2 separate regions of the Mus musculus genome follow, and region 2 is linked to region 1. Evidence: chromatin contacts called from ENCODE Hi-C or POLR2A ChIA-PET data. All regions are on one chromosome and are shown on one strand. Each heading gives the region's core, a stretch centred on a gene start or an enhancer-like site at or near the end of the contact. The rest is flanking DNA. Distances are from core to core; before and after follow the strand shown.

Region 1 (4,419 bases), core at 993-3,492:
CTTTACCTCAGCGACCTTGTTTCCCAGAAGTCCAGCTGCAACGGGCTAGAATCTGGGGGACAGAACCCAAACTGGTCGTGGCCAGGTCTGTGTGGGTGAGATGGAAAGGAACAGCTGTCGCAGACAGAAGGGGGAGCTGGAGCTGGCAATCCCCAAGGAGGGGCTGTCAGTTCCCACTCTCAATTTAAAGAAAGCCTCCATCTGTCAGACTCTGAGTATGGGATGGGTTCATGGCCAAAGAGGTGTGGCTGGGAGCCAGGCCCAAGAAGGAGGGAAGGTCTAGGTTGCATCTGCATGGGGTGGGATCTCAGAACCAAGGCAGGAGAGGCAGGGGCAAATGTGTTTCTATCCCACCCACATCCACCCTGACCTATTTTCTGCCAGGGAATTAGGAAACTGTGGCCCTTACCGCCTGGACCAGCTGTGAGGTCTGCTGAGTATACACAGTAGAGGGCCTTAGCAGTAGATAGAGGGAGTGCTGGCCCCGCTGGCACCAGGGCAGAGGGAAGACAAGCTGGCCTTTTGGAGCAGGACTCTGCACTGCTAGAGATGCGGGAGGGAAGCGGTCTCAGGGAAAGAGGCAACCCCTAGAGACAGGGCCACAGAGGAAGAGCAGGAGCCACAAGTGTGCACACACTAACTAATGAGCAGGCCTAACAGCGAGTGCTCCTCACCCTCCTGCACACCGGGCACATGTGGCCAGCCCTGGAGCTGGGAAGGCTCCATTCCTAGGAGCTAGTGTCCTTGGAGACACCCACAGCACTTCCGAGGAGACAGCATCCCCGAAGCGTGACATCGCCTCACTCTTCAGCTGGGGACACAGACCAGAGGGGGGGGGGACCGACCGGGAAGTCTTGCCTCCTGAGTCTTACGTAACACATCATACTTGGTGGCCTTCCTCCAGAAGGGGGAGAAAGAAGGGAGTTTAATTCTCTCGTGTGCTTTCCCCAGGCAAGGAGGTAGGGGGACAGGAGAGCGGTATCACTGACAGACAGGGGACAGGATAGAGTGGGCATGCCGTGGGGATGGGGCAGCCACTGTTCATCCTCACAGGGTCTGGTCACTATTGCATTTGGTATACCCACACCCATCTCCCCATGTGGCTATACATACCCACACCCTACCTCTCCCTGTCCCCAGGAGGCTGGCCAAGTCCACACTTCTGCTCATCCCTCTGTTTGGAGTTCACTATGTCATGTTTGCCTTCTTCCCCGACAACTTTAAGGCCCAGGTGAAAATGGTCTTTGAACTCGTCGTAGGGTCTTTCCAGGTATGAACGTGGGCCTGAGGAATTCACCTCAGCTGCCGTGGGCCCCAGATTCCAGTCATAAGTTCTGGATAAGCACCCCCATTGTGCTCAGTGCTTTCCTTAAGCAGGGGTGAAGGGGCTGTGGGGAAGTGGGGTGGGGTGGGTGGGGCTGGGAGTGCCTGCAGTCCTTTTGCCTCACCTCCTCTTCCTCCTCAGGGTTTTGTGGTGGCCATCCTCTACTGCTTCCTCAATGGCGAGGTGAGTGCCTCCCACATCCTGGTGGGCAGGCTCAGGGTCTACAAACCTCGATGGGATCCTGGAGAGCAAGGGCAGTTAAAAGCTTGCCTCTCTCCAGGGTGGTTCTCAGATTGCAGCGCCCTAGTTGCCTACAGTCTCATTTAAAATGAACCTTGATTGACCCTAGGACCTGAGGACTTAAAGCCTGCACTTTTACAAGCCCTGGGTGGGTTTTAGAGCGGGGATACTGTGCGTATCAGAGGTGAAGAATACTTACAGCTAAATGGGTGTGGGTTATTTGGGAATAAGACATCGAGGGAAGGTGCAGTTACTGCCACAAACAAGTGCGTGCCTGGATGAAAAATTGGGGTACACTCCACAGGCAGCACCCCTCTGCCTCCCTATACTGCATTTTGTGACTTTCTGCATCCCATCTTCCCTCTCTCCAAGATCCTGAGTTGATTCTCTGGCTCCCAGCCCTGTCCCAAGCCTCCCAAGATAGCATCCAGGCCTTTCAACTTAAGTTAGGGAACATCTATAGCCTGCCTAACAACGCTGCTCTGGAGACTAACTAACCACCCTTCCCGCCCCTAGGTGCAGGCAGAGCTGCGACGGAAGTGGCGGCGTTGGCATCTGCAGGGCGTCCTGGGCTGGAGCTCCAAATCACAACACCCGTGGGGAGGCAGCAACGGCGTCTCGTGCAGCACACAGGTGTCCATGCTGACCCGCGTCAGCCCGAGCGCGCGCCGCTCCTCCAGCTTCCAAGCGGAGGTCTCCCTGGTCTGACCGCCAGAGGCCGCCAGGCCCCTTCGCACCCTCCCCACGCCAGCCCCTGGAGCAGAGGTCTGCAGCGACGCCGCTGGCTCCAGCCTTTTGTAGGGACACAATCCTTTGCTGCAGCCAGGACCCGGTCCATGCTAGCTGGAGAGCTGGGAGGTCTAACCCTGGAGGATGCAAGGAGGAACCAGCATCGGACTCCACCACCCAAGGCTGCTCTGCCAGTCATGCGCACAACATCTGCATTCACCTCCTGGAAAGCAAACCGCCTGCCCTCAAAGCTTTGGAACTCTGAGGGCAAAAGGTTCCGCCCCGTCGGTGCCTAGAATTCCACTGGGGCGCTCAAGTCGCTTTGGGTTAAGCGTTGCCATTGAGACTCCTCTCTGAGGATGCAGCCCCCTCCCTCCGTTTATCTGCCAGCTCTTCCGGGTGGGTGAGTTCTTCTACCTCAGGCAGATATGGTTGTGACCTGGAGTTTCAGTTTGGGGATCACAGCTGTGTTGCGGTCCTCCCTCAGGATGGAATTGCCCCAGTGAATCGTCAGACCTGGGAGCTCAGGGACCTATCTCTGGGGAGGAGGGGTGGGGAGAAGGCAGCCCTGCCCGTGCTCACCAAGTGACTTTGTCCATCAAGTAGGACCAGTCCACTAGCCTTATGTACAACCAAAGCAATAGCGAGCTGCCGCCTCTGGGCGCTTATCTACACACCAACCACTGCTGCAAGGGTCAGAGGCATGAGCACACAGGCCCCTTGATCCTGGGCCACCCTGATATCACTGGTAGTGATACTGAGTCCTGTGAGAGCAGGTATCCTTTCCTGTTGCTAAAGACTACCTTTTTTACATATTGTGGTCTGCTGGATTCTCTGGGGGTCGCATTACCATAGATGCTATTGCCACCCTCAGTCTCCAGTTCCTGTGGAGAGTGATTATGTCTGACATAAAAGCCTGGGGAGGGGGCAAGGCATCTTATGCCTCCCTCCATCTTTATAGCGATAATGGCTTCTAATCCAAACTGGTGTCAGCGGGCTCTTCTCAGAGCTGCACCAGGCTTGTATGACAATAAACATTGGCTCTAGCAGGCTTGGTTCCCCTAGCCACTGTGGGTCTCCTGCTTCTTCTAAGCAGCTGTGTCACCTCTGCTCTAGTGAGAGATGACCCTTCTGGCTTTGGGCAGGAGCCCCACACAAGAGCCTTTGATTCACATGTAAATGTGAAGAGGTTGTGACAGGGGTCCGTTGTGACCCTCCCTCCCCTAAACCCATCTGGGAGGAGACAGATTCTGCCTCAGACCAAATCAAAACAGCCAACAGAGCTGTCACAGCCAGCAAGGGTTCGACATCATTCCTGAAAACACAGCAAACAGGAAATGCAGCAACCAGGTCGCTGCTGCCTAGGAGCCAACCAAGAGGGCTCAATAATGGAGATTCCCCAGCACAAGTGAGAAGAGGCCAGTCTGGCTAATGGAAAGGAGTAGACAGAGCAGTGGGGCAAAGCAGGTGACATTGGTTGGTCAGTGAGAGACAGCTAGCTCCCAAGGGTTTGTGCAAACACACTTGTGTAAACTTGTGGGTGTCAGGCTGGTGTAAAGAAGCCAGCATGGGCTAGCAGAGGTTCAAACCTGCCTGCCATACCCCATTCAAAGGCTGCTGCACCCAGTACCAACCCCCTGCCTAAATGAATGGGACCAAGATTTCCCCAGCAGTGCTGTGTTGTGGCACCAGCGTAAGGCGCAGGGCCCTGGGAGAGCAGCAGTTACCAGCCAAGAGGACAAAGTGAGTAAAACTCAAAGTGTGTTCAAGAGAGGACGAGCAGAGTTAGGAGGTGAGAGGCTAATTGGAGGGCATTTCGGAATAAAGAGAGACTTGGGAGGCTTGGGTGAGGAGCTAAGAAAACTTGTGCTGGCATCCTAGGTTAGTGACAGCCCTGGGACTTCCAGGACACCCAGGACCTTTTGGCAGGCGAACTCATCTCTATCGCCATCTAGTGGGCACTTCAAAGACTTGACCAACTTTGGCCACCTTAGGGCTTCCTATTGTCAAGTAGGTCTCACCCTGGGAGACAACCAACAACGAAAGCATGGCTCCATTACTGAGCTCCCAAGAGTGGTGTGTGGACCATACGTAAGGCTTGCCCCACACCTCGCCCTCAGGCCAAA
Region 2 (4,419 bases), core at 752-3,251, 110 kb after region 1:
TACCAGTGTGGCCTGGGACTCAGCATTCCCCGGGCCAACCTCCTTGGTGCCTCTGAGTGGGAGAATGAGTGTCAGGCCCAGTGTGCAAGGTTAATACACCCCTTGGATGCTTGCTGTTGGTGGGGCTTCTATTTCATCAGCCTGAGCAGTCCCTGCGTGGACTTGTGAGGCATGTGGGATTACTTTATGACAGGAATGAGCCTTCCTGCACTGCCTTGTTGCTAGGTAGGGTCAGGAACAGGCAGGCCTGGGTTGTCTTCTACTGGAGGCAGGGGTGGACCAACTCCACTGTTCTGCTGTGTTGTCATCTGTCGCTGCCCCTGGCTCCCCTGTCTGTAGCTCTCAGGATCACCTGCTGTACCACAGAGGTTCGGATGTGCTGCTCTCCCTCCGAGATGCCCACCGCAACAGACGTAAGCTCCACAGGGCCAGTATTCACAACTGACTCAAACGCCACTAAACTCTGTGTTAGCTCTAGTACACAGTAGGCTCTGAGTGGATGAACAAGCCACATTTAAACATACTGCTGGGAATCCTGCTAGGGAACGAGCGCTGTAGAATCCGTCATAAACCCAAAATATGACATGAAGTCATCTGGCAGTTATGAATTAATTTCTAGTCGCTGTCTTCTGCTCAGGTCCTTGGAAAGTGAGGCTGTGATCACAGACATTTTTTTGTTCACTTGGGGAGAGGTCCCCATGACGTCAGAAGTGGGCACATCTGCTCTGGCTCATGCAGGTAGCAGTCGTGTGACCCAGCGAATTGCTGGCAATGTTTCCTAGAAATGTCCCACTGTCCAGAACTGACATGGAAACCCTCCCAGCTTGCCCCAAGCTAGCCCTTGACGTTGCAGAAAGGTGGGCAGCACACCTCTGGAGCCTGTCCAGCTATGTGCCCCTCTAGGACCGAGTGACCGTCACCACTTAGGAAGGACAGGCAATAATGTTTCTGGAATCATAGAAGGGACGTGTGACTCAGTCCTCTCCCCCTGCCCCTGCTCCCCACTAGGTATTTTCTCCTATCCCCCCACAAGCCCAAGGTTATAAACAAGTGACTCAGAGGCATGGTTGGGGAGCGCCCGTTATGCCTCCTACCAGTGTCCCGGGGCTAAATTTAACCCACAGCTGCAGCTTTTGGCACTTGGAGAATTCGTTATTCTTGGAGTCTGAAGCCAATGTGCAGATTTGGGGAGTGGAGGGGTGGACAGGAGTCCAGAGCAAGGTGGGGGCTGAGACTGGGTATCCTGGCTCAACTCCTCAAACCCTCAAATCACAGACAGACAGACAATGACAGGGGCCCCAAGGCCAGGTAGAAACATGGTAAACCTCAAATGGACCAAGGACAATGGGAGAGAGTCCCTGAAGTTCCACCATTTGGACACTACCATTCAGAACACTGCTAGAATATTAGAGATTTGAAGGTCTAAACACCCCCAAATAGTAGAACCCTAGGAAATTAATTTTCTAGCAGGCTTGACCCCTTTGAGCCTAACCTGGAGCATGCTACCCCAGGGTCTCTGGCCCTCAGCAGAGTTGAGCTGAGACCCTTGGATTCTAGCTCCTCTCCCTCCTTGAATGGGAGAGGAAACTGAGGCCCAACAGAGAAACAGCTACCCTTATTGACTTAAGGAGTTTGTTTAAAGGAAGGTCTCTGAGTTTGGGCAGAGGAAACTCCTTCCCATTTTAGGAGTGATTGCCAAGGAAAAAGACATGTTCACCAAGCAGGACACCCAAACATGCTATAACCAGGAGTGGCCACATGAGATACGGTCTGTGAGGAAGGCTGTGAGCACTCAGGCCTGGAAGACAGTGGAAAGGAGAGGGAGTTGAGCCCTCTTCATAGGCAGCAGCATTTCTAGACTAAGGAATCCAGAGGCAACTGGGTTCTGGGTCGAGAGACCTTCCAGTTCTGGAAAGGCCCAGACACACCCCACCCTCGCCCCATGAGCCCCCATAGCTGACTCAAGGCTGCTCAGAGAGAAAGCCTCTGCCCAGCTGTCCTCTGTGCGTCATGTGCAGGAGGCCAGCAGCTCCTCTTACAGGTTCTGGGCATCCTCTATATATAGCCCAGGGCAGACAGCTGCGCAGTCAGTGCACAGCCCCACAAGACAGCAGAGGTGTGCAGGGCTGCCCTCGATACACAGACTTGCTGAGTTCCAGGGAGCCGCACCATGACGCTGGGCTTGGAGCAGGCGGAGGAACAGCGTCTGTACCAGCAGACGCTCCTGCAAGACGGCCTCAAGGACATGCTGGACCACGGCAAGTTCCTAGACTGTGTAGTGCGCGTGGGTGAGCGCGAGTTCCCGTGCCACCGCCTGGTGCTAGCCGCCTGTAGCCCCTACTTCCGCGCGCGCTTCCTGGCTGAGCCAGATAGCGCGGGAGAGGTACGCCTGGAGGAGGTGTCGCCAGACGTAGTGTCCCAGGTGCTGCACTACCTGTACACATCAGAGATCGCGCTGGATGAGGCAAGCGTGCAAGACCTGTTTGCCGCGGCGCATCGATTCCAGATCCCGTCCATCTTCACCATCTGCGTGTCGTTTCTGCAGAAGCGCCTGTGCTTGGCCAATTGCCTGGCTGTCTTCCGCCTCGGCCTCCTGCTGGACTGCGCGCGTCTGGCTGTGGCCGCGCGCGACTTCATCTGCGCGCGCTTCCCGCTGGTGGCGCGGGACAACGACTTCCTGGGACTCTCGGCTGACGAGCTGATCGCCATCATCTCCAGCGACGGCCTCAACGTAGAGAAGGAGGAGGCAGTGTTTGAGGCTGTGATGCGCTGGGCCAGCAGCGGAGATGCTGAGGCGCAGGCGGAGCGCCAGCGCGCGCTGCCCACGGTCTTCGAGAGCGTTCGCTGCCGCCTGCTGCCTCGTGCTTTCCTGGAGACTCGCGTGGAGCGCCACCCACTTGTGCGCTCCCAGCCCGAGCTGTTGCGCAAGGTGCAGATGGTGAAGGATGCACATGAGGGCCGCCTCACTACACTGCGCAAGAAGAAGAAGGAAAAGGGTGAGCAGACAGCTCGGGCCAAGGAGGCCAACCAGGGCACAGAAGACACCAAGGCTGAGGACGATGAGGAACGAGTACTGCCCGGGATCCTCAATGACACTCTGCGCTTCGGCATGTTCCTTCAGGATCTCATCTTCATGATCAGCGAGGAAGGCGCCGTGGCTTACGACCCAGCCGCCAACGAGTGCTACTGTGCATCCCTGTCCACCCAGATCCCCAAGAACCATGTCAGTCTGGTGACCAAGGAGAACCAAGTCTTCGTGGCCGGTGGCCTCTTCTACAATGAGGACAACAAGGAGGACCCTATGAGTGCTTACTTCCTGCAGGTGCCTGGCCAGTCTTGAGAGGAAGGGACTGGTGCTGGGTTCTGGGTACTAGGAGGCAACTTAGGGCCTGGGAAGGGCCTGTGTCTACCTGGGACTGTCATTGGATCTAGGACCTTTGATTGGCAGCCACTTGCTTGAAGTGGGAAGAGTTACAGCCAGTTTCCAAAGAGTCTGGTATCTGTGTTAGGCTCAGTGTACAACAAGCTGGGGAGCTGGAGGCCCCCTGGCCCAGCACAGGGGTTGGGGGCAGAGACATGGAGAAGAATCATAAGCAGAGCTTTGACAGAAGTGCCAGGTCAGGGGTGGGAGACAGATTATTACACAGAAAGCACCTTGCCTTCTCGTTTCCAGGGAAGGAAACTGAGTCTCAGCAGGGTCTGGGAGACAGGCAAGCAGGCCCAGGTTGAGGATGTGACTGTGGGACCTCAGAGGGAGGGAGAATCTACAGCCTGGTCCCATGGTTTTGAGCCTTGTCGGCTGGGTGAAATCTGGAGATATGAAGGGGGGGGGGGGGAGGGAGTTAGTAACCCAGGCTGGCGATCCTGTGACAGAGCAGAGCCAGGTGAGCAGTTATAGGCAGGCAGGAGCAAATGGGCAGCTGGAGGCCAAGGTCAAGTCCACAGGCCTCACAGCTGGAGGAGGAGAGGGGCAGCTCTCCCAAGCTGGCTGGGGGAAGTTTCAGAGGTTGCATAGTATCAAGTGTCCATCCACACAATGCAGCTGTTGGACAACTCTCCAAGGTGGGCTCTTTGTGCCTATAACCACTCGGTTAGGCAGATAAAAAGGGTGGCATGGAAGGCTATAGATTTTAAGGGACTTGGGGGGGGGCTGGCGGGGGGGGGAAGCCTTGAACAGTTGGTCACCAAAGATCCAAAGCCACAGGGGGACCTCCCTCTCAGAGGGGGAAACTTGGCTGATCTGGGCCAGGAGGTGAGCACAGGAGGTGAGCACAGGAGGCTCATGGTGGCTGACCCAAGGATACTGCCTGCCCACAGTTTGACCACTTGGACTCTGAGTGGCTGGGGATGCCGCCTCTCCCTTCACCTCGCTGCCTCTTCGGCCTGGGGGAGGCTCTCAACGCCATCTACGTGGTCGGC

What was found. Hi-C counts contacts between places; a loop is a spot of excess contacts on that map. ChIA-PET counts read pairs that join two places held with the same protein, here RNA polymerase II (POLR2A).
Region 2: a map of left cerebral cortex shows a loop between it and region 1 (2.9-fold over the local background). The contact joins the promoter of Klhl40 here to the enhancer-like site in region 1. A Hi-C loop is called at or near these places in 1 of 37 maps with a recorded cell type or tissue (left cerebral cortex). POLR2A ChIA-PET finds 5 or more read pairs at or near these places in 1 of 5 experiments (embryonic stem cell).

Annotation. Positions count from the first base shown.
Region 1 is chr9:121,667,294-121,671,712 of GRCm38, forward strand. Vipr1 (vasoactive intestinal peptide receptor 1) reads left to right here. Exons shown (of 13, transcript NM_011703.4): 11 at 1,141-1,270; 12 at 1,466-1,507; 13 at 2,081-4,419. The coding sequence ends at 2,272. Among named protein-coding and RNA genes, the nearest start is that of Vipr1, 27 kb to the left of the region's middle. Within about 2 kb of position 2,243, at least 1 of the 3 ENCODE cell types and tissues checked has a DNase peak (open chromatin) inside an H3K27ac peak, as active enhancers do.
Region 2 is chr9:121,775,606-121,780,024 of GRCm38, forward strand. It overlaps Klhl40 (kelch-like 40), which reads left to right and starts at 2,002. Exons shown (of 6, transcript NM_028202.3): 1 at 2,002-3,322; 2 at 4,318-4,419. The coding sequence starts at 2,171.